Regions from separate parts of the Homo sapiens genome. Here region 1 is linked to region 2. A link is a loop called in an ENCODE intact Hi-C map of the cell type or tissue named here. Cell type or tissue: dorsolateral prefrontal cortex. All regions are shown on one strand. Links, peaks and the distances in the headings refer to the core of each region. The heading gives the core; the rest is flanking DNA. Region 1 has its middle 67 kb from the start of CYTIP. Region 2 overlaps ACVR1C (activin A receptor type 1C).

Region 1 (16,643 bases), core at 7,185-11,184, 88 kb after region 2:
AGTTTTCAAAGGGAATGCTTCCAGTTTTTGCCCATTCAGTATGATATTGGCTGTGGGTTTGTCATAGGTAGCTCTTATTTTTTGAAATACATCCCATCAATACCTAATTTATTGAGAGTTTTTAGCATGAAGGGTTGTTGAATTTTGTCAAAGGCTTTTTCTGCATCTATTGAGATAATCATGTGGTTTTTGTCTTTGGCTCTGTTTATATGCTGGATTACATTTATTGATTTGTGTATATTGAACCAGCCTTGCATCCCAGGGATGAAGCCCACTTGATCATGGTGGATAAGCTTTTTGATGTGCTGCTGGATTCATTTTGCCAGTATTTTATTGAGGATTTTTGCATCAATGTTCATCAAGGATATTGGCCTAAAATTCTCTTTTTTTGTTGTGTCTCTGCCAGGCTTTGGTATCAGGATGATGCTGGCCTCATAAAATGAGTTAGGGAGGATTCCCTCTTTTTCTATTGATTGGAATAGTTTCAGAGGGAATGGTACCAGTTCCTCCTTGTACCTCTGGTAGAATTCAGCTGTGAATCCATCTGGTCCTGGACTCTTTTTGGTTGGTAAGCTATTGATTATTGCCACAATTTCAGCTCCTGTTATTGGTCTATTCAGAGATTCAACTTCTTCCTGGTTTAGTCTTGGGAGAGTGTATGTGTCGAGGAATGTATCCATTTCTTCTAGATTTTCTAGTTTATTTGCGTAGAGGTGTTTGCAGCATTCTCTGATGGTAGTTTGTATTTCTGTGGGATCAGTGGTGATATCCTCTTTATCATTTTTTATTGCGTCTATTTGATTCTTCTCTCTTTTTTTCTTTATTAGTCTTGCTAGCGGTCTATCAATTTTGTTGATCCTTTCAAAAAACCAGCTCCTGGATTCACTAATTTTTTGAAGGGTTTTTTGTGTCTCTATTTTCTTCAGTTCTGCTCTGATTTTCGTTATTTCTTGCCCTCTGCTAGCTTTTGAATGTGTTTGCTCTTGCTTTTCTAGTTCTTTTAATTGTGATGTTAGGGCGTCAATTTTGGATCTTTCCTGCTTTCTCTTGTGGGCATTTAGTGCTATAAATTTCCCTCTACATACTGTTTTAAATGCATCCCAGAGATTCTGGTATGTTGTATCTTTGTTCTCGTTGGTTTCAAAGAACATCTTTATTTCTGCCTTCATTTCGTTATGTACCCAGTAGTCATTCAGGAGCAGGTTGTTCAGTTTCCATGTAGTTGAGTGGTTTTGAGTGAGATTCTTAATCCTGAGTTCTAGTTTGATTGCACTGTGGTCTGAGAGATAGTTTGTTATAATTTCTGTTCTTTTACATTTGCTGAGGAGAGAATTTACTTCCCATTATGTGGTCAATTTTGGAATAGGTGTGGTGTGGTGCTGAAAAAAATGTATATTCTGTTGATTTGGGGTGGAGAGTTCTGTAGATGTCTATTAGGTCCGCTTGGTGCAGAGCTGAGTTCAATTCCTGGGTATCCTTGTTGACTTTCTGTCTCGTTGATCTGTCTAATGTTGACAGTGGGATGTTAAAGTCTCCCGTTATTAATGTGTGGGAGTCTAAGTCTCTGTAGGTCACTCAGGACTTGCTTTATGAATCTTGGTGCTCCTGTATTGGGTGCATATATATTTAGGATAGTTAGCTCTTCTTGCTGAATTGATCCCTTTACCATTATGTAATGGCCTTCTTTGTCTCTTTTGATCTTTGTTGGTTTAAAGTCTGTTTTATCAGAGACTAGGATTGCAACCCCTGTCTTTTTTTGTTTTCCATTGGCTTGGTAGATCTTCCTCCATCCTTTTATTTTGAGCCTATGTGTGTCTCTGCACATGAGATGGGTTTCCTGAATACAGCACACTGATGGGTCTTGACTCTTTATCCAATTTTCCAGTCTGTGTCTTAATTGGAGCATTTAGTCCATTTACATTTAAAGTTAATATTGTTATGTGTGAATTTGATCCTGTCATTATGATGTTAGCTGGTTATTTTGCTCATTAGTTGATGCAGTTTCTTCCTAGTCTCAATGGTCTTTACATTTTGGCATGATTTTGCAGCAGCTGGTACCGGTTGTTCCTTTCCATGTTTAGTGCTTCCTTCAGGAGCTCTTTTAGGGCAGGCCTGCTGGTGACAAAATCTCTCAGCATTTGCTTGTCTGTAAAGGATTTTATTTCTCCTTCACTTATGAAGCTTAGTTTGGCTGGATATGAAATTCTAGGTTGAAAATTCCTTTCTTTAAGAATGTTGAATATTGGCCCCCACTCTCTTCTGGCTTGTAGGGTTTCTGCCGAGAGATCCGCTGTTAGTCTGATGGGCTTCCCTTTGAGGGTAACCCGACCTTTCTCTCTGGCTGCCCTTAACATTTTTTCCTTCATTTCAGCTTTGGTGAATCTGACAATTATGTGTCTTGGAGTTGCTCTTCTCGAGGAGTATCTTTGTGGCGTTCTCTGTATTTCCTGAATCTGAACGTTGGCCTGCCTTGCTAGATTGGGGAAGTTCTCCTGGATAATATCCTGTAGAGTGTTTTCCAACTTGGTTCCATTCTCCCCATCACTTTCAGGTACACCAATCAGACGTAGATTTGGTCTTTTCACATAGTCCCATATTTCTTGGAGGCTTTGCTCATTTCTTTTTATTCTTTTTTCTCTAACCTTCCCTTCTCGCTTCATTTCATTCATTTCATCTTCCATTGCTGATACCCTTTCTTCCAGTTGATTGCATCGGCTCCTGAGGCTTCTGCATTCTTCACGTAGTTCTCAAGCCTTGGTTTTCAGCTCCATCAGCTCCTTTAAGCACTTCTTTGTATTGGTTATTCTAGTTATACATTCTTCTAAATTTTTTTCAAAGTTTTCAACTTCTTTGCCTTTGGTTTGAATGTCCTCCTGTAGCTCAGAGTAATTTGATCGTCTGAAGCCTTCTTCTCTCAGCTCGTCAAAATCATTCTCCATCCAGCTTTGTTCTGTTGCTGGTGAGGAACTGCGTTCCTTTGGAGGAGGAGAGGCGCTCTGCTTTTTAGAGTTTCCAGTTTTTCTGTTCTGTTTTTTCCCCATCTTTGTGGTTTTATCTACTTTTGGTCTTTGATGATGGTGATGTACAGATGGGTTTTTGGTGTGGATGCCCTTTCTGTTTGTTAGCTTTCCTTCTAACAGAGAGGACCCTCAGCTGCAGGTCTGTTGGAGTACCCTGCCGTGTGAGGTGTCAGTGTGCCCCTGCTGGGGGGTGCCTCCCAGTTAGGCTGCTCGGGGGTCAGGGGTCAGGGACCCACTTGAGGAGGCAGTCTGCCCGTTCTCAGATCTCCAGCTGCGTGCTGGGAGAACCACTGCTCTCCTCAAAGCTGTCAGACAGGGACATTTAAGTCTGCAGAGGTTACTGCTGTCTTTTTGTTTGTCTGTGCCCTGCCCCCAGAGGTGGAGCCTACAGAGGTAGGCAGGCCTCCTTGAGCTGTGGTGGGCTCCACCCAGTTCGAGCTTCCCGGCTGCTTTGTTTACCTAATCAAGCCTGGGCAATGGCGGGCGCCCCTCCCCCAGCCTCGCTGCCGCCTTGCAGTTTGATCTCAGACTGCTGTGCTAGCAATCAGCGAGACTCCCTGGGCGTAGGACCCTCTGAGCCAGGTGCCGGATATAATCTCGTGGTGCGCCGTTTTTTAAGCCCATCGGAAAAGCGCAGTATTCTGGTGGGAGTGACCCGATTTACCAGGTGCCGTCCGTCACCCCTTTCTTTGACTCAGAAAGGGAACTCCCTGACCCCTTGCGCTTCCCAAGTGAGGCAATGCCTCGCCCTGCTTCGGCTCGCGCACGGTGCGCGCACCCACTGACCTGCGCCCACTGTCTGGTACTCCCTAGTGAGATGAACCGGGTACCTCTGATGGAAATGCAGAAATCACCTGTCTTCTGCGTTGCTCACGCTGGGAGCTGTATACCGGAGCTGTTCCTATTCGGCCATCTTGGCTCCTCCCCTAATTTTCACCACTTCTATGCAACTTTGTGTTGGAGATCTAATTTGTGAAATAAGGTAAGAGAAAGAAAGAAAAGAAATGCAGATTGGGGCTGGGTGTGATGGCTCATGCCTGTAATCCCAGAACTTTGGGAGGCCAACGCATGAGGATCACTTGAGGTCAGGAGTTAGAGACCAACTTGGGCACTATAGTGAGACCCTGTCTCTATAAACAATGTTGACAAAATAGCCAGGCATGGTGGCATGCACCTGTAGTCCCAGCTACTTGGGAGGCTGAGGTGGGAGGCTCACTTGAGCCCATGAGTTCAAGGCCACAGTGAGCTATAATCACATCACTGCACTCTAGCCTAGGCAACAGAGTGAGATCCTGTTTCTAAAAAAGAAAAAAAAAAGAAATAGAGATTGAAAAATAAGAAGTAAATGAGGTCAGGTGACATAATTGTGTATATTAAAAAATCCTAATGAATCTAATAAAAAGCTACTAGAATTAATACTTTAATTCAGTGAGGCCACAAGATATAAGATTGATATGAAAAATCAATTTAATATGAATGGAATTATACAGTATGTACTCTTGTTAAGTACATGCATTGCAAATATTTTCTTGCAGTTGGTAATTTGCCTTTTAGTAAGAGCAGAAATGTTATTTTATTTATTTTTATTTTATTATCTTTTTATTTCCATAGGTTTTTGCAGAGCAGGTGGTATTTGGTTACATGAGTAAGTTCTTTAGTGGTGATTTGTGAGATTTTGGTGCATCCATCACCCAAGCAGTATACATTGTACCCCAATTTGTAGTCTTTTATCCCTCACTCCCCAGCAGAAATTTTAAAATTTGATGAAGACCAATTTATTAATTTTTTTCTTTGTGGTTTTGTTTTGTTTTGTGCTCTATCCAAAAATCTTTGTCTACTTCAAAAATATGAAGAATCCTAGCCCATGTTTTTTTCTAGAAGTTTTACAGTTTTAGCTTTAACTTTTTATCCCTGATACATTTTGATTTAAGTTTTGTATATGGTGTGAGACAGAGGTCACATCCATATGGATGTCTCATTGCTCCGGTATCTGTTGTTGAAAAAAAATTCATATTTAAATATATTGGCACTTTTATCAAAGTTCGATTTGTCATGTGTTTGTTTCTATATTTCCTATCTGTTTCTTTTATCTGTATGTCTTTGCTGTGTCAGTTGCACACTGGATTATCCTCACTTTATAGTAAGTCTTGAAATGATGCAGTATAAGTCCTCCAACTTTGTTGTTCTATTTTGAAATTGTTTTGTGCTATCCTAAGTCTGTTAACTTCCATATAAATTTTGGAACCAGATTGTCATTTTTGACACACAAAAAAAAAACCCTGAGAGATTTTTATTGGGATTGCATTGATGTCATAGATCAATTTGGAGAGAATGATTTCCTTAAAAAATATTGAGTCTTCCAATCCATAAACATTTTATATTTCTCCATTTGTTTATATCTTCTTTAATTTATTTAAACAATATTTTGAAGGTTTTCTCCCCATCTATTTGTATTGCACTTATTTTGTTTAATTTCTCCCTGAGTATTGCCTGCTTTTAAGATAATATTGTTAAAGGTGTTTTTAAAATTTTCATTTTTCAATTTTTCCACTGTGGTAATGTTTGGAAATACAATTGATGTTACAAGATCAGTTCCCCCAGGGCTTAGGCTTCACCTTAACAACTTTCGTTTATCCACAATACTGGGAACTGTGGCTTAGACATACAAAGCAATTGGTAAATATATGTTTAATTTAATGAATTTATGCTTGAGGATTATTTTAGCTCAAAGTCTAAGTTCAATCAGTGAAGCATTAAAGTTTTAGTCCCCAGAAAAATAGAGATGCCATATATTCTTTGTAAACTTTAAAAATCTTGTGGCCGGGCGTGGTGGCTCACGCCTATAATCCCAGCACTTTGGGAGGCTGAGGCAGGCGGATCACTTGAGGTCAGAGGTTTGAGACCAGCCTGGTTAACATGGTGAATTCCAGTCTCTACTAAAAATAGAAAAATTAGCCTTCTACTTGTCAAAAAGGCACGAGTAATTTCTGCATGTATGGATTCTGCTGCATATATATTTTGACTAATAAGCCCCTGGAAAAAAAAGGGACACCTTCTCAGAAGTTGGCAGTGTTTTTCCTTTGCCTGATAGCATGTTATAGTGGACCTGGCTACTAGAGTCAATCTTCTGAGTCGAAAACTAGTTCTCTTACTTACTGATAGTTTTGTCCTGAGTTGTTCAGAATCTGAATGGTTTCTATCCTTTTCAATTTATTGAGTTGTTCTATGGTCCAGAATATGGCTTGTGTTGGTGTGTGTTCTGTGAGCACTCAAAAAGAATATGTATTTGTAGTTTTGTGTATAGTATTCTGTAAATATAAAGTCAAGTTGTTTGACAGCGTTGTTCAAATATTTTTATCCTGATTTCTAATTATTCTACCAATTATTGAAAGAAAGGTGTTGATATTCCCAACTATAATTATAGATTTGCTGATTTCTTCTTGCACTTTATCAGTTTTTATTTCTGGTATTTTGAAACTGTTTTTAGGTGCGTATGTATGCACACCTAGATTATTATGCCTTGTTGATGAATGAATTCCCTTATTATTATGAACTATCCCATTTTATGTTGGATAATATTCCTTGATCTGAAGCTACTTTATCTGATATTAATATAGCCACTGAAGCTTTGTTATGATTAGTATTTGCATGGTATATATTTTTCCATACTTTAATATATATGGGTCTTATATTTATAGTAGATTTCTTGTAGATCGTGTACAGTTGGGTCTTACATTTTTCTCTAGTCTGACAACTTTTCACTTTTAAAAATTAGCGTGTGCAAGGAACAGAAAACCACACACCGCATGTTCTCATTCAGAAGCAAGAGTTGAACAATGAGAACACATGGACACAGGGAGGGGAACGACACACACCGGCGCCTGTCATGGCTTGCGGGGCGAGGGCAGGGAGAGCATCAGGACAAATAGCTAATGCATGCGGGACTTAAAACCTAGATGATGGGTTGATAGGTACAGCAAACCACCATGGCACATGTATACCTATGTAACAAACCTGCACATTCTGCACATGTATCCCTGAAACTTAAAGAAAAATAAAAAAAAATTGGAGTGTACAGACCATTTATAGTTAACATAATTATCAACATAATTAATTTTAATTTTATTACCTTACTATTTTTTCCACTTTGCTCATCTCCTTTTTTTTTTACTTTTTCTTGTTTTTGATTAGTTCATTATTTTTAATATTCCAATTTATTTTCTCTATGACTTATTAGTGATTTTGCTTTTTTTTAGGGTGTGTTTTATGATTTACAATATACATTTTTAACTTATCATAATCTACCTTCAAAAACTGTTATGCCACATTACATATAATAACAATCTTACAAAGTATTTTTAGTTTTCTCCCTCCTGTCCTTTTTATTTTGGTTGTCATACATTTTATTTCTGTATCTATTTAAATTTCACAATGTAGCGATGTAATTTTTTGCTTTAAACAGTCCATTTTAAATAAATTACATTGAAAATATTTTTAATATGAACATTTTTTTCTCATATTTACTATAGCTGATGCTTGTAACTTCTTTGTATAGATCTGAGTTTGGACTGATATTACTTTTTTCAGTCAGAAGATTATTTTTAATATTCCTTATAGAGCATGAAATTCTCTCAGCTTTTTTTAGTTTAAAAATACCTTCATTTTTGAAGGATATTTTCAGTGGACATAGAATTCTAAGCAGTTTTGGGGATTTTCTGGCTTATTTTTGTCAGCACATTAAATACATTGTTTTATCTTCTAATTTGCATTGTTTCTGACAAGGTCAGGAGTAATTCTCTTTCTCTGTTTGTATTGTAACTTTTTTTTTTTTTGCCATCTTAAGATTTTTTTTTTTTCTGAAAAACCATCTTAAGATGGGTTTTCAGAAATGTTATTATAATGGGCTTAGGTGTGCTTTTTGTTTGTTTTTATCCTACTTTTGTTCCACTGAACTTCTTGGATTTGTGTGTTTATGGTTTTCATTAAATCTGCAAAATTTCTGTGCACCACTATGTCTTCAGAGTTGTTTTTCTATTCCATGCACTATTTCCTCTATTCTAGGGTGCTTCAAATACATGTATATCAGACAACTTGATATTGTTCCATAGGTAACTGAGGTTCTCATTTTTCTGCAGCTTCTTTTTTTCTCTGTACTTCAATTTGATTCATTTCTATTGCTTATTTATTAAAGTTTATTACTCCTTTATTTTGCATTTTAAAATCTCCTAATATACCCTTCCAGTGAAGTTTTCATTTTGGATACTGTATTTCTTAGCCCTAGAAGTATCACTTGTCTCTTTTATATAGCTTCCATTTGTTTACTATTTCTATATTTGCTTTAGTGCTTGACCATATTTATAATAGCTATTTTCAAATCTTTGTCTTTCTCTGAGTCTGTTTTTTTAAAACTGCCCTTTCATTTATGAATTATATTTTTTCTCTTTGCATACCCAGTAATTTATTATTAGACACTGGACATTGTAAAGGTTACATTATTGAGTATCTGGATCTTATTGCCATCCTTTCAGGAGAGTTGAAGTTTGATTTGGAAGGCATCTAAGAGCACTGAAGAATAGTTTGCTCCTTTTAAGTGTTGTTTTTAAGTTTTGTAAGGGAAGGTCTAGAGTAGCTTTAACGCTAGGACTAGTTTAATCTTACTACAAAGGTGTAATCCTCCTGGATTTCAACTGAATGCCCCAGGTTTCAGTAAATTCTCTACATTCTTCTTGGTCAGTACACAGACATCTCCCAAACTCTGTGTGAACTCTGGGGATTGTTCTTTTTACTGCTTCTCAAAAATTGTTCTTTGCTTTGTTTCATGAAGGTTCTCCTAAGTAGGTACTACGTAGCATTTAGAAAAAGACTCAAGGGTACCTCACTGCAGAGTTTCAAAGTTGCTTCCTTGTGAAGCTCCCTCTGGTTCTGCAAATACCAGTTATCTTAGACTTGTCAAACTTCAATATCTGTCTCCTTCACTTAGCAAGACTGCCATGTGATAGCTTAGCTTGGTTCAGCCTTTCTCCTCACAATCTTTCAAGAAGTGCCTCTAGGAAAAGAAAGACCCTGGGCAATAGTGGGGCTCGGTGTTTCCCTTATTTTAGGGATTATAATCCTATGCTGCCACCTGTTGTTAAATGCCTGAGTTTTATTTTATATGTGTATATATATAGTTATATATATATATTTCACACGTATTTCACACATATATTTCACACATATGTTATACATATATATATGTTTCATTCATATGTATATATCTTTTTTTTCTCCTGATTTTTAGCTGTTTATGGCAGGAGGGCAATTTTAGTACCAGATAGCCTGTCATGGATGGAAGCAGAAGTCCCTGTTTTAATTTGTAAGATTTTTAATGTGTTATATTTTGTTTATTCAATTACTGATTTAAAAGCTTATTTATTCTATGGACTAGGTCTTTTGAGACTGAATCAAGTCAAGTGCAACAGAGTAATAAATGCCTAAAATAAAATTTTGGACATGACCAATTTATTAAAATGTGTTCATATGACAGAGACAGACAGAGAAAGAGCATGAGAGGGAGAGAGATTAAAAGAGTTTCACAATCATTTATTCATATTGAGGGAACCCCTCAACATATAGTTCAAGGTGCTGAATGATAACAACTTTTCAGGGATGGACTACTTGTAAGCCGTTCATACGTCTACACAATTACCCCTGCAATGATCAATCTCACTGTAGGAATGGTTGGAATATAATATTTTTTATAGTGCCTATGTTCCTTGTATGTTTAAGGTTAGTTATCTAGGAAATTTGCAGTTTTTACAGATTATCATAGATTTTTATTCAGAATGAATGTAGGTAGTTATATATACTTTCAACATTTCTATTTTCTTTCTGATAGTTACATTTTCCCTCCCTCTGGCATGTTAGGGGCTGGAGGGGCAGATGCTTGATATGCCCCCAATGTGACACTGTGCCTCCTTTTCTTACTCCCACTTTTTCTTCTTTTTCTTTCCAGTTTTGTGTATTCTTCCATTTTCCAGTCTTGGTTACTCAAGAAGCAGTAGATAATGAGGACAGTAGTGCTTAGGGCTGGTTTAGAAGAGGAAGAGTTTTGCTTCATTACTTCCTCCTTCACATGGCTCGGTCACCTCTGAATTATGACTCATATAAATGTAGCATAAAGCTACATTCAGGCTCTTTTGAGGCTTCATGAAAGCAGAGCTTGTATATTGAAATTTGAGAAAGAACCACTCTTAGGGGCAGATCGACGCAATCACCAGTGGCTTTTAGTTCCATCATAATGTAGCTTCTTTCATGCCCACTCTAATGAAATAGGAATGCTGCATTACTGCAAACTGATTTCTGTTTCAGTTGAGAGAGCTTATTTAAGGGCAAGATGGAACAAAGAGAGAATGTGTGTTTGCTTAAGTATATGCAATTTGTATCTATTGGATTAGAAAAAAAATTTTAATTTAACCTTTTTTGTATTGATGTGACTTTTTTTCACCTGCTAATTTTTCTGAAGGAAACATCTGTAAAGTTGACCTTCAGCATTACAGAAAATAGGTCACTTTCCTAAAATATATTTTAAAAATACTCTTCTCAATGATACAGACCATAGAAATATCTATTTTTTCCTGGTCACTGATATTTTAAGAACTTGATGGGTTTGATCAACATTGAAAAAAAGTATACATACATTTACACTCATGAGATTTTACCTTCAATCTAAGATGTCTTTAAAGACCATCCATATACTTCATGTTAAGGCAATACTTTGGATTAAGGTGGAAGAGGAATGTATATTTTACTTGAGGCAGGGAACTGACATGTGGTAAGTATCTTTTTTTTTTTTTTTTTTTTTTTAACGAGGTGAGTCTTGCTATGTCACACAGGCTAGTCTCAGGTGAGTCTTGCTGTGTCACACAGGCTGGACTCAAACTCCTAGGATCAAGGGATCTGCAACCGTGCCCAGTTGAGCATCTCTTTCTTAATGTACATTATTTCATTTAACCTTTTTTGACATGGATTGTTTTATCCAAAAATGGCAGAAACAATATTTTTAGTCTCACGTGCTCTTCTAAAATACTACCACCTGAACTTATGGGTCCTGTGTTACTGTCTCAATAAAAAGAATGCTTCAGAAGTGCCATACATGACTTTAAAATATATAAATCTAAGGGGTACAAGTGCAGTTTTGTTACATGGATTTATTGTTTAGTGGTGAAGTCTGGGCTGTTAGTGTAACCGTCACCCAAATAATGTACATTGTACCCATTTAGTTATTTCTTATCCCTCACCCCTGCCTTTACCCTCCCACCCTTCTGAGTCTCCAGTGTCTATTATTCCACACTCTATGTCCATATACATGACTACTGAGGCTAATTCATAAAAGGCAGTACTTCTTCCTGGCTCACTACTTCTCTCACGTTCTTGGAAACCTGCCACCCATGTTGTTTGGAAGCCCAGGACACATAGACTTTATATGTAGGTGTTCTGGCCAACAGCCCCAGTAAGATCTCAGCCAACATCCAGTATCGACCATTAGACATGAGTGTGAACAAGCCTTCAGAGGATTTCAGGTCATAGCCTACAAGTTATCCACAGATATTAAGTCTACCCACTGAGGTCTCAAATATCATGGAGCAGAGACAAAATGTGAATTTAGCCTTCAGTTTTTGAAGTGCCCCTGCTAAGGCTGAGTTGAGCAGAGATGAGCAATCCACACAGAATACTCCTCAAATTGCAGGTTTCTGAGCAAAATAAGTGTCATGCTTTCAATTCATTAAGTTTTAGGGTGATTTTATTGGCAGCAGTAGATAGCTGGATCACATTTGGTTCCAGGAATTGAAGCGTAGCTAAAACTAAACCTAATACATGTGGCAATAGCTTTAGGGTCAGAGGCAGGTGGAAATGGGAAATGTCTTTAGGGGAGTGTTACTGAAAACTTAAAAGAGATCAAGGAAGCTATCAGAGGAAGCCTGGTGACCTTGAAAAGGCTGTTGGTGAGAACTTGAAGAAAAGAGAGGAAAATGTTTTTGGAAGCTGGAGGAAAGGGGACTCATGTAGTGGCAGAAAGCTTAGCAATAATGTCTCCTGCAGTAAAATGGAAAATAGGAAATATACCTATATTCTAGCTAAAGAGTTTTGCAGAAAGAGGGTTGAAAGTGCTTTGCCTTCTGTCTGCTTCCTAGCTGCCTGTAGTAAAATGCAAGGAAGAGAGATGAGCTAAAGAAAGCACTGTTATATATAAAGTCTCCAGGACTTGCTAGGTTGGAAAAGAAAACTGTTTCTCATTCCCAGCCTCTCCAGATGGCAAATGATGCTAAAATTAAGATGTGGCTTCTGAGCAGAGATCAAATCCAGGGTGCTGTCAGGAAAACATGGTCTAAAGATAAAACCTTTTGTTAAGGCCTCATAAAGTTTTGAGATAGTGTATTTTAGACCATTTTGAACAGAAAAAAGCCCACTAATGACCTTAAGGGGTGTTTCACAGACTACTTCCATATAACAATAGCGTTTCTCAAAATCTTAAGGGAAGCATTCTTAAAAAGAGCCAAAGTTAGAAAAAGTCTTATCTCTGTGGGATTTGGGCATGTGGCTTTTGTCTAATGGAGTGGATTATAAATTGATTCATAAGAAATCCACAAAGTGTTTAAAGGAATTTTAGCATCTAGTATTGAAAAGGATGGAGACAGAACAAAATTAAAAGAGGATTTTAACTCCTAAATTTCCATGAGCAGGAAGCAGACCAAGAAAACTTTAACTACAAAGACAACTTACATTTTATGAAATGGGAAAGATAAGTCAGTGGGTCAAACAGCTCAAAAGGCAGAGTAAAGAGTTATGGAGAATTCCTAGGTAGCAGGACTGATTCCTAATGAAGGAAATGGAAATATGTACATGGCTATATGTCAGAATGATTCAGTACCCGCTGTATTTCATCTGTTTTCTCCTTATTGAATGTGAATACTCTTAATGGTTTTCTTCAATCTATCACATTGCATGTCAGGTGTGTGTGGAGTAGATGAATCATCTTTTAGTTCACAGATCTCCATTTCAAGAGGAATGACATTCAAAGGGCTAAACTTAAGGAATCACATTCAAGGAACTTCATCTGATTTAGATGACAGGATCCTGAACCTCAAGCTTGATGGGCTTGGGGAAAGGGTTAAGTGTATTTGCATGTGGAAGAGATGTGAATTGTTGTCTCCTGAAAGTGGATAGTGGCAGATTTTAATTTCCAATAAAGACCTCCACAATACTTTTGATCTCAATGCTCTTACAGAACCTTGCCACTCCCCCTTTAATGGATACATGTCCCACCCCCTGAATCCTGGGTAGGTCTTTGTGACTATTTCAAAGAATATAATGCTGCAAAAGTGATGCTGTGTGACTCCTGAGGCTAAATCATAAAAATAAATAGAGCTGCCACCTAACTGCTCTTTGTCTTGGAATGCTTGCCTTTGAAATCTGGGCCCCATGTTGTGAGGAAGCCCAAGCTACAGGGAGAGGCCAAGTGTAAATGTTCTGGTTGTCAGTACCAGCTAAGATCTCAAACAACAGCTGGAATCAATTGCCTGGCTTCTGAGTAACTGAGACTTCAGATGATGCTTGTTCTCAGCCTTCAAGCTGCCCCAGACACTGAGTGGAGCAGAGATAAGTTATCTTTAACATACCTGATCACATTACAAAATTATGAGTGAAATACATATCATTTCTAAGTTATTACAATGTGAGGTGATTTTTTTTTTATGCAGGAGCAGATAATCCACCAAGAATACTGTAAGTTACGTACAATCATCTATGTTACAAAATGGAAATATGCTAACAGCTACATAGCATGTAAGTGGCAGTGCTGAGCTGTGAACCCGTGTGTTGGAATCCAAAGTTTGAGTTCTTTCTAATTTTTGACCCACTCCTGTAAAAGGGCATAGGTTGACTAGAAAGACATTGAGTTGAACTAGAAAGTCCATTCAGCTCTAGCCCAGGATGATTGAACCCAGTAGAATGAAAATGAGATTTGTAACCTGCAAGTGTAGAGGCTATCCTTGAAAGCAAGGCATGTTTTGTGGTAAAAAGTTTTTATGGTCAAATTTTGCCCTTATATCTACAAGACTTAGTGGGACTTTGATCAAGCTATATAATTTCTCTGTGTGCAAGTTTCCTCAATTGTGAAATGAGGATATAATATCTAACTTGCAAGTTGTAAGGATTATAATTTTGTATGCAAATAAGGGAAACTCTTATGTCTGAATATCTTAAAGTAGTCATCTAAAAGTCACGCTGGAATATGAGTGGCACACACCCATTGCTCTCTGACTTCTGAACAAAAATGTCTACACTGAGCTTGGCCACTGCCCTTTTCCCTTTTGAAATCTTGCTGCCACCTGCCGTTTCTTCCGTACCTTCAGATACTCACTGCCCCATGGGTCTTTGGCTGTCAGGGGTCCGGCTGCCTCTTCCATTACTCCTCTATAAAGCTCTTCAAATCTCCTGCCCCTGCCACAGGCTTTTCTGCCTTGAAATTTAGCTAATCTTGATTATTTGTTTAATGACATTCAGGTGCAAATGAAGCATAACCCTATAAGACCTTTACACTTTAAAAGAACAGCTCATTAACTACTTTGAATCTCTAATTGATAGAATTAGTGGGAGAGACAATTTTGTTCCCAGAGTTCTTTGCCTACTCTCCCTCTCTCCTCCCACAATAAGCAAAAAATACTCCTGAAAGTTACTTTGTAACCTCTCTGTACCCCTTTTGGGAAACAGTCTGTACTCTGACAGGACCTAATGGAAATGAATTTGTTGCCTGTGGGAGAACTGAGGTGGGCAGCAAACATAAATGAACTTTATTTTAAAATTGCAACAATTTTTTTTTCTACCTCTTGTCCTTCTCAAATGGTGGATGGTGGTGTTGGTGGAGAGGCTACCATTTATTGGCTATCTTGACAAGTACTTGATGCAATTCCCATTTAATGCCATTGTCTATGTATTTACTTTTTGGATTAGCCTGATTTGATCTTTTAAAAAATGTATTCATTATTGGTGACTATTTGAATTCTCTCTGGAGGGAAAGGAGAGAGAAAAGGATAATTATGCTGTTCCTTTGACTATGGCAGAGTGACTTCCATCCAGTTTGTTTAACACAGAAGCACAAAACATTTCTGTACACTGTGCAGTGGTAGGTCATGAGGCAGAAACGGCGTAGAACAAAGTATATCACTGGAAGGTCTTTTGAAAAGGTGTTTGTTTCACTCTTTAAAAAATACACAGAGATTTTCACAGTTCAGGATAAGGAGTGATATGAAGAAAGAGAACAGAGGTGGATAGAGTTTGTGTTATATCACTTTTTTTATACATTAATACTGTCCCCTAAATACATGAGGTAAAACTTAAAATGCATTATAACCTGGGCTGGGTGCAGTGGCCCACACCTGTAATCCCAGCACTTTGGAAGGCCGAGGTGGGCAGATCACTTGAGGCCAGGAGTTCAAGAACAGCCTAGCCAACATGGTGAAACCCTGTCTCTACTAAATAAATTCAAAAATGAGCTGGGTGTGTCGGTGTGTGCCTGTAATTCCAGTTAATCGGGAGGCTGAGGCACGAGAATCTCTTGAACCCAGGAAGCAGAGGTTGCAGTGAGCCAAGATCATACCACTGCACTTTAGCCTGGGTGACACAGCGAGACTCTGTCTCCAAAAAAAAAAAAAAAGTATTATAACCTGATAAAGATATAAACACATTTTGTACTAAACAATGTTAACAGCCCCCATCCGAATCTCTGGCTCCATTTCCAGTCAATACAGAGTTGTCCAATTTATTACATTCTCTGTGGATTTATTACACTGAATTTTCATTTTGTTCTAATGTTCTATCTTACAATAATTAAACGTAAGATTTTATCATAGTAACCTCCCATTTTCTGGTTCCCTTTGACCACTGAGCCCTCTGTCCAGGAGTCATGTCGTCATTAATGTCACCGTGTGGTATCAGTACCTCCCTAGTCTCAAACTTTTCACCATGTCCGGCTATGTATCAGAAGTTTCTGGGCAGCTTGAAAATTTCTAAGGCCCAGCTGGACGCAGTGGCTCACGCCTGTAATCCCAGCACTTTGGGAGGCCGAGGTGGGAGGATCATGAGGTCAGGAGATTGAGACCTTCCTGGCTAACACGGTGAAACCCCGTTTCTACTAAAAAATAGAAAAAATTAGCCGGGCGTGGTGGCAGGCGCCTGTAGTCCCAGCTACTCGGGGAGGCTGAGGCAGGAGAATGGCGTGAACCCGGGAGGCGGAGCTTGCAGTGAGCCGAGATCGCACACTGCACTCCAGCCTGGGCAACAGAGCGAGACTCTGTCTCAAAAAAACACAAAAAAACAAAAAAACTTATAAGGCCTAACCAGAGCTACTGTACCATAATGCTTTCATTTCTGTTCCTTCCTTTTCTTTCTCATTACCATAACCCGAGAAAAAAAAACACCAGAGCTTCTCTCTCTGCCATACAGCAAGATACAGCAAGAAGACAGCCATCTGCAAACCAGGAAGAGGGTCTTCACTAGATACTTGATATGGTTTGGTTCTGTGTCATCACCCAAATCTGATGTTGAATTGTAATCTTCAGTGTTGGAGGTGGGGCCTGATGGGAG
Region 2 (16,643 bases), core at 8,184-12,183:
AAAGGTGCAAACTACAAAACTGACATTCAGAAATATGTAGCATTTATATACTTCAATAATGAAATAGATAAGAAAAAATCAGGAAGGCAATCTCATTTAAAATAGCTACAAAAATACATAGGAATAAACTTAACCAAGAATGTGAAACATCTATACAAGAAAAACCAGAAAACACTGATGAAAGAAATTGAAAAGGACATGAACAAATGAAAAGACATTCCATGCTCATAGATCTGAAGAGTAGGTATTGTTAAAATGACCATACTACCTAAAGGTATCTATAGATTCAATGCAATTTCTATCAAAATACTAATGTCATTTTCACAGAAATATAAAAAAAATCCTAAAATTCATATGGAATCAAAAAAGAGCCCAGATAACCAAAACAATTCTAAGCAAAAAGAGCAAAGCTGGAGACATTATCCTAACTGACTTCAAAACATATTGGAAGGCTATAGTGACCAAATGTCATTTTTCACAGAAATATAAAAAAAGAATCCTAAAATTCATATGGAACCAAAAAAGAGCCCAGATAACCAAAACAATTCTAAGCAAAAAGAGCAAAGCTGGAGACATCATCCTAACTGACTTCAAAACATATTGGAAGGCTATAGTGACCAAGCAGCATGGTATTGGTATAAAAATAGACACATAGACCAATGAAACAGAATAGAGAACTCAGAAATAAATCTACGTATTTACAGCCAACTGATCTTCAAAAAAGCTGCCATGAATACACATTTGGGGAAAAGACACCCTTTTTAATGAATGATGCTGAGAAAAGTGGATAATTATATGCAGAAGAATGAAACTGGACCCCTAGTCCTCACTGTATACAAAAATCAACTCAAGATGGATTACAGATTTAAATGTAAAACCAGAAACTATAAAACTACTAGAAGAAAACACAGGGGAAACACTTCATGACATTGGTCTTGGCAAAGATTTTATGGCTAAGACTGTGAAAGAACAAGGAACAAAAACAAAGATAGAAAAATGGGACTATATTAAACTAAAAAAAGTTTCTGTATAGCAAAAGAAACAATCAACAGAGTGAAGAGACAACCTGTTGAATGAAAGAGAATATTAATACATTTCTTATTTGACAGGGGACTAATATCCAGAATATTAAATGAACCAAAACTCAACAGTAAAAACAAACAAACAAACAAACAATCCTATTAAAAATGGGGAAAGATTATGAATAGACATTTCTCAAAAGAAGACATACAAATGGCCAACAGGTGTATGAAAAAAATGCTGAACATCACTAATCATCAGGGAAATGCAAATCAAAACCACCATGAGATATCATCTCATCCCAGTTAGAAAGGCTATTAGTAAAAAGACAAAAACAACAGATGCTGGCAAAGTGTCCACAGAAAAGTGAACTCTTATACACTGTGGGTGGGAATGTAAACTAGTACAATCACTATGGAAAACAATATGGAGATTCCTTAAAAAACTAAAATTAGAACTACCATTCAATCCAGCAATCCCACTACTGGGTATTTATCCAAAGGAAATAAATCAGTATATCAAAGGGATACCTGCACTCACATGTTTATCACAGCACTACTCAAAATCTGCATTGTGGATTCAGCCTAAGTGTCCATCAGTGGATGAATGGATAAAGAAAATGTGATATATATATACATGATGGAATATTGTTCAGCCATAAAACAGAATGTAACCATGTTATTTGCAGCAACATGATGGAACTGGAGGTCATTTTGTCAAGTGCAATAAGCCAAGTACAGAAAGACAGATACCATATGTTCTCATTCATATGTGGGAGTTAAAAAACTTGCTCTCATGAACATAGAGAATAGAATGATAGATACCAAAAGCTGGGAAGGAGGGAAAGAGGGAGGGGGTGCTGAAGAGGGGTTTGTTAATGGGTGCAAACATATAATTATTTAGAAGAAATAAGTTCTAATGTTTGATAGCAGATTAGGGGCACTGTACTTTCCAACAATATATTGTATATTTCAAAGTAACTAGAAGAGGGGACTTGAAATGTTACCAACACATAGAAATGATAAATCTCAAGGTGATAGATACCCTGACTTGACTATTATACATTCTATGCGTGTAACAAACCCTGATATGTACCTCATAAATAAGACCTTATGTGTCAATAAATATTTAAGTAAAAGTAAAATGAAGTATAGGGGAGGATGTCCATAGGTTATAAGCAAATATTATGCCATTTTATATAGGAGACTTGCACATCCATGGATTTCGATATCCTCAGGAGTCATGGAACAAATTCCCTACAGATATTGAGGACGTATTGTACTATATTCACAGAATCAATTGCTCAGTGTTGTCAGTTTATTAATTTTCTCCAAATTGGTCTATAGATTGCAAAGTTTCAGTCAAAATCTCAGCAGGAATTTACGTAGAATTCACCAAGGTGATTCTAAAATTTATAGGGAAAGGCAAAGGAATGAGAATACCCAAGTCAATTTTGAAAAACAAGAACAAAGTTGGAATGCTCGTAGTACCTATTTCAAGATTCATTATAAATCTACAATAATTAAGACAGTGTGGTATTGACAAAAGGAGAGGCACATTGATCAACAGAATAGAATAACCAGAAATAGACCCATATATATATATATGTCAATTGATTTTTTTGACAAAATTATAAAGGCAATTTAATGGAGAAAGAATAGCCTTTTCAACAAATTACATGGGTACATTCATAAGCAAAAATAAATAAATAAGAACATCAAAATCTCTTGCATGTTTACAAGTATTAACTAAAATGGACCTAAGAATAAAATCTAAAACTATAAAAACTTCTAAAAGAAAACAGAGAAGAAAACATTTTGATCTTAGGTTAGGCAACATTTCTTAGATGAGGGTACTAAAAGCATGATCTGTAAAAGAAAAATATTGAATAAATTAGACTTCATCAAAATTACAAACTTCTGTTCCTTGAAAGATGCTGTTAAGAGAATGAGAAGACAAGATGCAGGCCAGGAAATAATGTTTGCAAAACACATATCTTATAAAGCACTTGTATCCAAAAAATATAATGAATACTCAGAACTCAATATTAAGGAAACAACTCAGTAAGAAGTGGACAAAATATGTAAGTAACTGGAACTCTCATACATTACTGGTGGAAATGTAAAATGATACAAGCCCTTTGGAAAACACTTTGGCAATTCTATGTAAAGTTAAATGTACACCTTCTATACAAAATAGTAATCCCACTCCTAGATATTTAGCAAAGAGAAATAAAACTTACTTTACCTAAAAACAGTATATTAATGTTTATTACAGATTTATTTCTAATCCAGAAAAATGGGAAAAAACCAAATGTCCTTTAACTGATGAATGGATAAACAAATGGTTGTATATGCATTCAAAAAAGCTCCTGATGTGTGCAACATGGTGAATAAATCTCAAATACCTTAAACCAAATGCAAAAGCCAGACTCAAAAGACTGCATTCGTTTGACATTCTGAAGAAGGCAAAAGTATAGGAAAAGAAAATATCACTGCTTGCCAGCAGTTGGGACAGAGAGAGAAAATGTCTAAAAAGTAGTATAAGTTTGGCAGGAGGGATTATGGAATTGTAGTTGTCAAAACTCATACAACTACACTAAAATAGTTACTGTAATAATTTCTATATGTAAATTACATCTCAATAAACCTGGCTCTCCTCCCCAAATTGGAGATCCTATAGATAAACTAAGAAGTCATACAGATCAGGAAATCAGCAGATTATGTTTCAAATTGGTTAATCAGGTATATTTTTAGAATTAATGTCCTAACATAATGTCCCAAAGAATAACAACAATAGTTAAACGTGGGTACCTCTGGGAAGTGAGAGTGGGGAGATGTGGGTCACCAGATGGATGCTTTTCTTTTAAATTCTTCCTGTACTATTTTTTTGCCATATGCAGTTATAACATTAATTCAATAGACATATTTTAAAATTACAAATAATTAAAATTTACCCATGTTTTATAACTTCTTTGAAAGTAAGGAATTTCTGTACATATTAAAATGTGTTTTGTCTGTGTAATCTTCATTCTGCAAAATGGTATTAAGTAGATAGAAATGAAATCAAATTAGGATAAATTAGGTTATGTTTAATTTGTTAACATGGAATAGTGATTTCTTCTCTTAGCAAAGGAAATTGCAGTCAGGGACATTATCTGTACACAGATAAAGCTCATTGTAAATGCAGCATTTGCTCACCTGTTCTTTTAGGTGAAAGCACTTGGTTGGACTTGAAAGGTCATTTATCACCTACAGGAGAACACTTATGGGCTACTTGGGCTCCTTTTCTTGCTTTACTATAGAATTAAGCTTGCTTATGGAGAATTTTGCTTGCATCTGCAGTCTCTACAGAGGATCATTAATGTGTTAACAAACCTATTTTGCTGAGTCAGATTAGAGGTACCCCTTGTTGAGTACAGTGCCATGCACATAGTGGGCAGTCAGCATTTTCTTGATTATCTTCTCCAGTCAGGGATAGTCACTGTGTCTGTTGTAACCCTGTCTCAACAATTAAAAGGTAAGAGGAAAAGTTATGGAAAGATCATCAAGCTAGGCTAGTCTTATTTATGTCCCAGAGATCAGGTAAGTTTCCATGTAGCGTAGGAGTCATTTTATGATGATGATGTATCTGAATTTTCAGGGACAGCCCTGCTTTCAAGTATGCTAGCCTATTTCAGACCACAAATTCCAATTTTTGGACTTGAAAACAGATTTGCTGTAGCTATGGTGTAGTATGGCAGTCAAACCTGTGGGTGTTTACCCAGACCCCACCATCAGGATTATTTTAGAGGCCTTTGCTGAAAAGCTGACTGAAGATGTCTTTGTGATATGTTTAGCTACTCCCTGTGAACTAAATACTTTGACGGAACAAGAAATGACTTTAACAAATTAATATTCATCCCTGATTACAGCATATTAATATATTCTTTATAGGAAATTAGGGAAAAGTGTTGAAAAATGTAAAAATCATCTTTATTCCCATACCTCAGAGATAACAACTATTAATATTTGAATGTGTTTCATTCTATTTATTTCAATGCATATATAAAAATTGAGCTCATATCCTGTATGTTTAATTATTTTACTTTTCATATTTATAGTGAACAAGTTCCAACCTAAATAAATATTACTAAAAAGGAGGATATTACTTGATTTGGGGGTGTTTAGTCTATTTCTGTTTTTTACTTTTGTGAATAATAACTCTAATGGAAGTTTTAAAGAAACTTTTGTGTTTATTTCATGTAGAAGTAGAAATACAACCACAAATGTCATAAATATTTTTAGGACTTGAGATAAACGTTTCAGATTGTACATCTAAAAGTTTGTACCAACTTATACTCTGCCAACTGTGTATGAAGATGAAATTTCATTGACCAACCCCCTAACCATTTCTGCATGTTATAACTTACAGAATCATTTCCAATTTGGCAAATGAAAGTTATGTCTTTGCATTAATTTTCTGTTTTGATTATTAGTGAGACTTAAATTTTTCATGTTTATTGATAGCTTTTCTTTCTCTGTTCATCTACTTTGTTCATTTTTCTGTTGAAATTATTGGGCCCAAGAAATAATTGATTGAAAGGGAAAAATTAGTGTGGTAACCAATATGTGAGTTAATGTTCCAGTTACATCTACCCCTTCGTTATGTACAGATGTCAATTTTTTTTTTATTTTAACGAAAATGTCTATCTTGATTTGGAGCTGCTGATTTTATCACCTTAGTGTGGCAGTGTCACTACCAAGGGAAACGTTAATCAGAACCAGAAAGTTGTGAGAAACACTGAAAGTTATTTTTAAGGAGTGTGGTTTGTGCCTTAAATGTTGAGCTCTGAATAGCCCATAACTTGTAATAGCAGGAGCTTAATTTTCGGGTGTTCTTTTTTTTCTTTTTCTTTTAACATCTGTGGTGTGTTAAATGTGTTATCTAGAATATCTCTTTTTAAAATTTTCATACTAATCCTGTGAGATAGGAATTATTATCCCTACTTCATCAGTGCATGGACAGATTTAGAGAGGTGTGGTAACCTCTCAGGCTGCACAGCAGGGTTAGAGGTGGCTCAGGATTAGAACTACAGATACGCATCTTCCAAAGTGCAGGATCTTTTTTACTGCACCTTGCTGAATTCCAACAATGTTAAACTCAGACGCAGCTACAAACAAGGTTTTCGTTTGTTTCTTTGCTATAGTTTTTTGTTTTGTTTTGTTTTATATCACTATCAAAGAAGCAGCAAGACTCAGATGACCTACCTTAGACTTTCCTTTCGTTCTGGCTAATATGAATTCTTTGAGACTTTTTGGAGGTCCTATAACTTCTTTCTTATGTTTCCTCACTTTTATACTTTTATGTCTTGAAATATATTTGGGCAGCTGCAAAAAAGAAACAGGCAGTTATTTTACTTAACAGTATCTTGATAGATAAAAGGAACCAGGAGAAGCCAGGTAACCTACCTTCTTTTTTATTTTTTTTATTTTTATTTTTATTTTTTGAGACTGTCTTTTTTTATCACCCAGGCTGGAGAGCAGTGGTGCAATCTCAGCTCACTGCAACCTCCGCCTCCCGGGTTCAAGTGATTCTCATGCCTCAGCCTCCTGAGTAGCTGTGATTACAGGAGCCTGCCACCAAGCCTGGCTAATTTTGTATTTTTAGTAGAGATGGGGTTTTAACATGTTGGCTAGGCTGGTCTCGAACTCCTGACCTCAAGTGATCCACCTGCCTCAGCCTCCCAAAGTGCTGGAATTACATGTGCAAGCTACCGCAGCCGGCCGGTAACCTACCTTCTGAAATACTTATGACAATTCCTAGAAGTCTAAGAACTATATTTTTAAAAAGCATTATGGATTTTAAAAATGTGCTCCCCATTCATCAGCTCCCTTTCCCACCCATATTCTTTGAAGGGAGGGGTAGGTGATGCGCCCTTTTTATGTTTGCACAATATATGAATTCCTCATAGTATCCAGGGTAAACTTTTGAGCCTCATGGTCAGTGTTGGAAAGATGCTCAGCTAGGATCGGCCTTAATAAAACAAAAAGATCCTTCCAAATCACTTGTCCTTCTCTTCCCTTTTCAACTCTGAACTTGCCACTCTATTTTTAGCTAGATCAGCTTCTTATTTAGGATAGTTTCCTTTTATTTCTACATTGAGAATTATCTATTCTTTATCATATCTGATCATATGTAAATATGTAACTGTGGATTGTGGTAAAAATTTCTGACAAGTGAGCCCCTGAGAACCCTTGAGGACTTTACCTTTTCAATTTTCTTTGCTACTTTCATTCTAAACTTGAGACAGATAGTTCTGTCTTTTTCTATCTCTTCAATCTTGTAACTGTGTAATATGACTATTAATTGTTTATTACTTACTGGTTACTTTTAATTGTTTCCTTTTAACAAGTCAGAGCTTTCTTAGCTTTTAGTTTGGAACTTAATGTTTTTTGTCGTTAATTTTTTGTATTTCATGGCATATTTCCCAAATAGATTGAGTATGCCATGTCCTCCTTTCATCACTGAACTCTGCTCTTTTCTCATTTGGTTGCTATCTTCTCTACTTTAATAGAGACTGAAAACACAAAACTAGATTTCAGTGACTTAACAGACCTCCAAAATATGAACTCTGATTATTCATGTCAGTCTTTATAAGAATACATGATTCTCCTGAACAGTTTTCTTCCTCAACTGTGATTCTAGGGCAACAACTTGGTTTTCTGGGTATGCTGTCACTCCTATTGCTCTTTCTGATACTGGATGGTGGCCATTGATGCCTTCTGCTTTTGGGGTTATAGAACGTTACAACTGAAAGGCACATTAGAGATCATCTAATTGAATTCTTTCTTAAACAGATCAGTTGAACACATGAGGCCCAGAGGCCATATTACTAGAACTAGGATTAGAACCCCAAGTCTCCTAACTTGTTCCCTAAATGCCCTGGACTGGATTAGGGATCCTGTGGTGTTTTTTCTTTACACAGGTTCACCTCTCCATGCTACAGAGTAGTAATCCCTGCTTATCACTGCAAGATATTGCTGGAAATAGTATCCTTCAGGAGTTGATTATAATTGGTAATCATTTCCTATGGAAACAATATTTAAAGTGTATGGTGTATTCTTGATCCAGAGTTAATCATCAAGGAAATCATAGATTTGACAAACAATATATTGAACCCAAGACTGTACTAATTCAAAAAACGCATACTATCTTCCAAGTCCTATAAAATAGACCAAAGTGTGCAGGCTGATCAAATACAGTGTTAAGATTTGTGCTCCAGTACTGATGGAGGCATTGCCAAGTGAATTTCTGGCAGGTGAACATCTTATCTAGAGTGAGCTTGTTGAGCCGGGAAAGCTCAACAGCCCTGTTCCGTGGGCAGAGATGTCCCTTGTTAGCTAGACACCTGGTCTGCCATTATTAGCTTTCTCTGTAGCTTGGAGTGGGTGGCTATTATTATTCAGCCTTTTTTTTTTTTTTTTTTTTTTTTTTTTTTTTTTTTTTGAGCCCAGGCTGTAGTGCAGTGGCGCCATCTTGGCCCACTGCGAGCTCCCCCTCTCGGGTTCACGCCATTCTCCTGCCTCAGCCTCCAGAGTACCTGGGACTGTAGGCGCCCGCCACCACGCCTGGCTAATTTTTGGTATTTTTAGTGGAGACGGGGTTTCACTGTGTTAGCCAGGATGGTCTTAATCTCCTGACTTCGTGATCCGCCTGCCTCGTCCTCCCAAAGTGCTGGTATTACAGGCCTGAGCCACCGCGACCGGCCTATTCAGCTTTTTTCAGTTTCCAGAATATTCCATATTGAGTAAAAATAGCACTACAGAAAATTGCCCCTTCCACTTGAGACAACATTTCCATGTGGAGTATGGCCGTTCATTGTTAACACAATAGGTTGGAATAATAACAGCTTGGACACTCAGCTCCACTTTCTGATGCAGTCAACCCCCAGATTAATAATTTGTATTAGAAAAAGACTGTTAAAGCTGGGCAGGTGACTCACGCCTGTAGCCCCAGCACTTTGGGAGGCCGAGATGGGTGGATCATTTGAGGTCAGGAGTTCAAGACCAGCCTGGCCAACATGGTGGAAACCCTGCCTCTACTAAAAATACAAAATTAGCCTGGTGGGTGGTGAGCGCCTGTAATCCCAGCTACTCGGAAGGCTGAGGCAGGAGAATCACTTGAAACCAGGAGGTGGGGATTGCAGTGAGCCGAGGTTGTGCCACTACACTCCAGCCTGGGTGACAGAGTGAGACTCCATCTCAAAAAAAAAAAAAAACTATTAAAAGAAAATAAATGTAACATTATAAAATACAATTATGTTTATCCACATTTGAAATTTTTAAAAGATAGCCTTGATTTTGGTAAAGTCAGACCTTAATTCTGGGATTTATGTCTTTACTTTCTTGATTGGTAGTATAATGCTCTTTTTTCTTTTTTTAATGTGAGCTATTTTATTTTTATTCTTTTAATAAATATTTTAATTAACAAATCATAATTGTATATATTTATGAGGTATAATGTGTTGTTTTGATATGTATACAGTATGAAATGATTAAATCATGTGAATTGACTTCTTTTTTGAAATCATAGTAATAGAGGATGCTTTTTTTTTTTTTTTCAATGTTCTTCCTTGACAACACAAAAATTTGGTGTAACCCTTGGTTGGGTCCCCAAATTATTTTTGAAATTTTACTGGTCAGTGAAATTTCCAAATCTGGTAACCACCATTATCAGGTATGATTTTATGTGAGCATAAATATAACAGCTATAAGACCAATAGGACCTATGTGAATATGCAAATTATAATACACATTAGGGGCTTAATTATCAGTTTCTCATTTCTTCTTACAATTTAGAAAGACTTCACTGGCAATATTTGGATAGGTGGAATCTTTTGGTTCAAATAAGAGATTTCTCTCAATAAATACCGGTCTAGCAAATCCTCCCGGGCTAGAATGGTGATCTTTAAGGGCGTTCACGAGTGGAGGGCCACTATTTCCAAATGAAAAAGCGTCATCAAATCATCACTGCATTGATTTGCTTCTAGACAAGGCATTTTATTTTAAAATTTCAAATAACAGAAAATCGAGAGTGCGACATTTTATGATTATTTTAAAGACACACAGGTTTTAAAAATGCTTGAGAAATGCTAATCCGGAGTGGAGGTCATTCTGTAAAAAATAGCCTGCCTCCTGCTTCTGCTGCCACTAGATGGTACCCGGGTGCGCCGGGAAGCCGTCGGAGAACGTCTCCTGGGGGTTGCGCTGCCGTCGGGCAGGTGGCCGAGCCCCGCGGGAGCTGTCGTCGGGGCCGAATTCACTGCGCCAAGGTCCAGCGGAAAGCTGGGGCATCCCGGCGACCGCAGGGTGTCCCTTCGCAAATTCATCAGGCGAAGGGGAGGCGGAAGCTCCTGGCCGCTGCTCTGGGGGAGGGCTCCGAGCTCCAACCTGCAAGTCCAGGCAAGGGGAGCTCCCCGGGGGCGGGCCGGGGTGCCAAGGTCCTTTTTGGGGTGGGGAGCGCGCTGGGGACCGGGAATGGAGTTCCATCAGGGCAGTGAGTGTTACCAAACCCGTTGACAAAGTGGGGGCAGGTTAATGCACATGCAGGGCCGCGTCGCAGCAGGAGGTATTTCCACACTGCCTGGTGAGGGAGGACTGCCGCGGTTTCCTCAGGCTGGTGGGTGCTGTCTGGACCGTCTTGGAGGACTACTGAGAGGATGGGCTGGGACTCGTCCTCCGAACGGCAGGAAGGCTGAACAGGTGTGCTTCTCAAGATTCACCTCCAAGAAACCTTCCCGCCCCTGCCCCGTCCCTTACCCGCAGCCCCAGCCGGATTCAGTAGTGCTCCACCTCTGTGTCCCAACGCAGCTCACAGCTCCTACATGTGTCCCTGACTCAGTTTACCACACTGTCCTAACATCCTTTAACCTACAAGGCCAAGTTCCTTTAGTGCATGTCTTTTCTCTCTCCTCTCTCCCTCCCTCCCTGCCTTGACTCTTTGCCAAAGAGTTTGGCATGTAGTAAAGTACTCTTTAAATAATGATCTTAAAAACTTATCTAAAGACTTGCCATAAAGTAATTCATTTACTACTGTCAAGGAGATTTGTATATTAGCTATGAATTGGATGATCCATATCAAAATTGCATATATATTTAAGTGTCTAAAAAACAAATCATAAATTGGAAGAAAATATTGACTATTTAGAAAATATCTGGATGGGAGATTTTCTAAGCTTTAAAGCAAAATAAATTGCAGAGTAAAATATTGATAGACACAGTTTATGTCTATCATGTTATTGGATTTTAATGAGAACATCACTATGCATATCTAGTGTAAAACTCCACGGAGTAATATTTGGAGAAGTTGTATACATTAGTGGTTCGGGGGTTATGGGATTAGGAGTGATGTATTTTATTTTACTTCCTTCTTTATGTGTATTACTTGACTTCTTTTTGTCAAGGGGCAAGTATCGTTCTGCCCCCCACCCCCCAAATAATGAAGGTAATGTGTTAGGAAAAAAGCAAATAAATATGAAAGTGGGAAAAGCTATATGTAACACATATGACAAAGGATTTCTATATCTATTTCTATTCTATTCTGTTCTATTCTATATCTTTATAAAAACCTCTTTCAAATTGAGAAGAAACTTTAAAATTCATCCAAGAGATAAATAGCATGGACAAAAATTTCTTCTGTACTTTGCAGTTTTCTACAATTTGTAATTCAGTACATCTTTATTGGATTTTACCGCACTGACAGACCCTATTCTAAACGTTGGGATGTGATGGTAGATAAAACAGGAGAAGGGCCCTGCCCTCATGAAGTTTTCATTCTAGTGGGTCTAATACAATTAAAAAGCGAATTACAGATTGTGATACATAGCAGGAAGGATGGGGAGCAGATCCTTGAGCAAGGGGAGTCACTGAAGATTTCTCTGAGGGGGTGACATTTGAGCTGAGACCTGGAGAATGAGAAGAAAGGGGAGAATACTACAGGCAAAGGGAACAAGAAGAGCAAAGGCCATGAGGTGGGAAACTTGTTATATCACAGCTGTGAAAAGGAGACCAGTGCTCCGGAAGGCTGAGTTATGAGAGATGAGGTTGGAGGAGTGGGAAGAACCCAGACTATTAGCCTATCAGGTCATGATAATGATTGTGGATTTTGCTTTATTCTAAATGTAATTGGAATCCATTAAACACCAATATTCTCCTAAGCAGGAGACAATAGATTAAGAAACCCCAATTACTGGGGAACAGTTTGATGTGGAACCATTTAGGCTGCCAGGGTAAGAAAATAACCTTTCAAATTAAGGATTATATGTGATTAGCAGAGGAAATGTGTCCTGTGATTGGGAATACTCTTTTCTTTGACACTTCAAATAGGGTCTGTTTTTTCCCCCTACATGGCTGCAAAGTCTAAACTGGGCCAGAGGACTCCAGGTAGTCTGTATCCTCCCTAAGGAAACAAAGATTCAGCCTTGGAGACACTGCTATGTACCCAAGAGCGGTTATCACCAACTGCTACCCCTGCTAGCCTGTTGCCCACTCATGCCTTGCCTTCCAAAGGCAGGAAGGAGAAGACTGCCATCTTCCTATCTAAGAATCCTGCATTTTCATCCTTTCAAAGGGATGTTTTAAGAGAATCCACACAAATAATTTTGTCGTGAACCATTTTGATTATGTTGTATCCCTTTATGGTTGATTAATAATTGTCCCACACTGGAGGAGCTTAGCAGCTAAGGTTATTCATGGTATTTCTGGAAAAAGCTTTCTTTGAAAGGTGAAAATTTCAGTTAATCACCACGCTGATAAGCAGAAATGCTAAACTGAGAAATTTTCCTGTTAAGTTTTTAAATTGCACTAAAAGCTTTATGACATTGTGCCATCATACGTGTCCTTTCCATATGTATTCAAAATTTTGAGGCAGTAAGTAAATAAATAACACTCTTCTAGCCAGTTTTAAGCTCTAATTGCTGTCAGCCATTGAAATATTATTGGGAAACATTTTAATATCTACTTAGTAGAATGTAGACTATTCAGATTGCTGAAGTGTGGTGCTATTTTGAGTCGCTTTTGGTCTTGCATACTATTTCTGTAATCCTGTGGACACTAAGATTGAGGGACTCATCAACAGTCTCTGGATGTCTCACATAACTCAGAGAGGCTATGAACATTTTCAGGCCTCTATCACTTTTCCCCCATCGCCCCCAAATTTCATGCTGATATTGGAAAGAACATTCAATTATCATGTAATACATATAGTACAGGATAAACAATTTTTAATATTAATTAGAGATGTTTTGTTGATTTATAAACCAGTAGAATTCTCTCACCCACTGAAATAGCAGGGTGTGAATTTGGGGGCACAGACCTATCCTGTTCACATACCCAACACCAATTCTCTCTTTTCATCTATCATAGGTAATCCTTAAGTCACTTATATTGAGAATTGTGACACAAGTTCAGAGTAGCAGAGGACTATAGACCTGGAGGGGTCTTTAGAAGTCTTCTAGCCTGCTTCTTGACCTCCTCATTTTACAGGTGAGGAAGATAAGATCTGGAGAGATTGGGGAACATGTCTAAAGTCTCAGGTGGCTGGTGGTCAGGTGAACTAAAACCTCCAGTGTCAGTCAGTGTTGCCTTTGGACTGAGAAAATTCCAAATGGTTAGTACTAATAATTTACAATATGCTGAATTCTAACTAAATTGAGCCCTACAGCTGGAAGTTTAAGCAGTTCTCCTGGACAGAATCTCTGTTGGTAGGGTGGTTTCATTCCTTCTCAGCTCTAAGGGTGAGGCCTTCTTTAACAGGGAACGTAATTGCTACTTTGTGCAAAGGAACAGTTTTTCTTTGTGATGGATGTTTTCCCTTATTTGTGGAGTTCTGAATTTTTTTGGTTGCAGCCTGAGAAGTAGTATTTCTACCAGCTGAATCTTTATTGAAAGCTCATTTGGCCAAAAAAGTTTGCATTTATATTGCCCATATTTTATTAATGCTACTTTCTTTCTTTCTTTTTTCTGTTTTTCCTTACTGTTAAGAAAGGCAAATGCTTTGAAATGACCACATGACAAGAAAATAAAATTTTGACAAGGAATAGAAAAGGAAGCTAGATCTTTGCCCGATTTCCTTTGACCCTGTCTGGCTTTCCTTCAGATTTGCTAGTGCTAGTTTTCCTGGCTTCTTTCCTGCTGCTGTACTTTTCATATTCAGCACACTGAAAAGCTTGAATTGTTCCCTTTGTTAACTCAGAAGCCTGCAAATGATGAAAAGATTACATATTCAGCAGGTCAAATCTGAGACAGTTTTCTGAATTAAAAAAATATTTTGTGTTTCATAGCCTGGTCTAAAACTAGAGAAATTGAATAAACTAATGTCTGGAAAAGAAGAAAGAGTTTATGTCAGATGTTTATGTTAAGCACTGGTTAATTTTAGCATATAGACTCCAAACAAAGGAAACGTAGTAATATGTAACCAACATATTGAGAATACTGTCTAATTCAAAACACCTAATATTTGCCAAATAAATATTTGGCTTTCTAATAAGAATAGCACATAAATGCGGATCAACAAATTTGGTTCTTTTTTGTAGTCAGATGGTTTTTATATTTCTGGACACCAGGGTGTGCTAGCCATCACATGTAAATATGGATGAATATTTATTTTCTGGTTGGTTAGGAATGTGCACATCCTTTAGTTGATGTGGGTAACAGATGTCTTGTGGGTAACAGATGTCTTGCCTTTTAGAGACGAATTGGCAAAGAGTGGATAAAAGGGGATAATTAAAGGGGTAGGAGGAGACAAAAGCAAAGTACAATCTTCCTTGTGGTGAAAAATCTAATAAACCTCCTTATTATGGGTAATTGTTTTCCTTCTTCAACCTCATTTGCTGTCCCTTTCCATAGGACTCAAATACATTGTAATGGGAAAGTATAAAATAAACATGAGACAAGACTACTGCCTACTAACAACCAGATTTGTTCTGTCACAGAATATTGTAGTATAATTGACTCAATGAACATCAGTTTTTTTTGAAAGAGACAAAATATGAAATCATGTCTAATCACTAATGGCAACTTATATTGTAATTGGCAGCACAAAGGTTCTATGTTGAGGATGATTAATATAAATATAGTTGAATTATATGTCAAATGCAGTGATATAGTGGACTGGTGGGAAATGAAATATGAGAGGCTGAGTATGTCGTATGTTACTTATTCATCTTAGGTCCTATTTAGTTTGCTGTTTGTTCGCTGTCAGTCCTATCATACTGCCAGTTGAACTGGAATAAATGGGAACATGTAGCAGATGTTTGAAGCCATTATCATTAACAAATCCTCAATTTTGCCAGTGTTTTTCATCGTGCAAGATTTAAAGTAAGGTGTCACTTTCTGTCTTAACTATATCACCTATGTCTATATTATTCTTAAGATTTGTAACTTTTACTTTTAACCAGGATAAATTTTTATAGCTTGTGAAACATTCAGTGAGTATCCGCATAAATCCTTGGTAAGAACTATTATGTAATCATTTTTATAAGGAGCCAGTAGTGCTTCAAAGAGAAAGTATCAGATTATGTACTCAGAGCCTTACTTAATACAGAATTTAGATAAAGCTGTAAGGTGAGATTGTTTATTTTAGATGCAAGGCACATGATATTGAATTTTATTTGACTGCATGTCCCCTCAGAAAATAGGTAGGTAGAATTTGTTTCAAAAATACCAACTGTGTTTTAAAGGCTATTAGAATAATACAGATCAGAATCCTAGTTTTCAATTGTTAATTAGTTATCAGCTTCTTTCTGCTGTATTAGAATTCTATTTTATTCACAATTGCTAGAAATTTGTGGGGTGGGAGAATTGTTCACCTACCCATTTCTTTATGGCACCTTAGTCATGAAAGGTACCATTGCTTGAGTAGTCCAGAGACTGTTACGTAAGTCAGTCACTTTGTCTTTTTGAGCCTCATTTTGTTATGTATGAAATGGAGATAGTGACAACTAACTCCCACAGTTGCAGTGGGATTATATGAGATGACGAATGCATGTGAAACTAACATATATTTAATTGTTGAGTGCTTTATGATTGTCTTCACTCTGTGGATTCATATTCCTTAGTTAGTTGTGTCAGTTGCTAAGCTTTTCTTGGAAATAGAGCGTCCAAGGAGATTCTGATGAAATGTCTAGTGACAAATGGTTTGAGATTGTGTGTCAGAAGAGTTACTCTTTTTCCTGCCTTTAGCCCCTTAAAATATGCAAGTGAAGAATAACCATAGTGCAGCAAGTTTCTTAACATTAAATGAGTTTTCCTATTTTGTAATTGTAGATTTCCATAAGGTGTAAATAAGTAGGGTCATAAAATATTGGTGTTATGTAAGAGTTTAAGATTTTTGGACCCACTTTCCCTATGCTGTTCATTTTCTATTTTCAGAGGACAACACTGAGGCTCTGTAAGGTTAAATGTCTTCTCCAAAGTCAATCAGCAAGTTAGTGACAGAGTGAGGGCTGAGACCTTTGTCTTTTCCCAAATTCTTTGGCTGGACCATCACCAGATACTACCTGCTGTGTGACCGTCTAGAATCTAGTCTGGGTCATTAAAAAAAGGAGAGCAGTCAAATCACTCTTGACAGAGCGGAAAGAGATG

The links. Peaks named below come from ENCODE experiments on the same cell type or tissue, not always from the same donor. Only the 100,000 strongest peaks of a DNase experiment are listed, where the experiment ranks them.
Region 1: it touches region 2 in a loop (2.6-fold over the local background); 48 of 110 quality-filtered maps call a loop at or near these places.

What each region holds. Positions count from the first base shown.
Region 1 is chr2:157,502,448-157,519,090 of GRCh38, reverse strand. No RefSeq gene overlaps it. Among named protein-coding and RNA genes, the nearest start is that of CYTIP, 67 kb to the right of the region's middle. RefSeq lists enhancers at 2,992-3,639, 3,640-4,288. In dorsolateral prefrontal cortex, for the core only: CTCF peaks have their summits at 8,954 and 9,153 (motif pointing left); no DNase peak of the experiment used is centred there.
Region 2 is chr2:157,591,180-157,607,822 of GRCh38, reverse strand. All of the region lies in intron 1 of ACVR1C (activin A receptor type 1C), which reads left to right. Among named protein-coding and RNA genes, the nearest start is that of ACVR1C, 29 kb to the left of the region's middle. In dorsolateral prefrontal cortex, for the core only: a CTCF peak has its summit at 10,213 (motif pointing right); a DNase peak (open chromatin) is centred at 10,252; H3K4me3 peaks cover 731 bases; H3K27ac peaks cover 480 bases.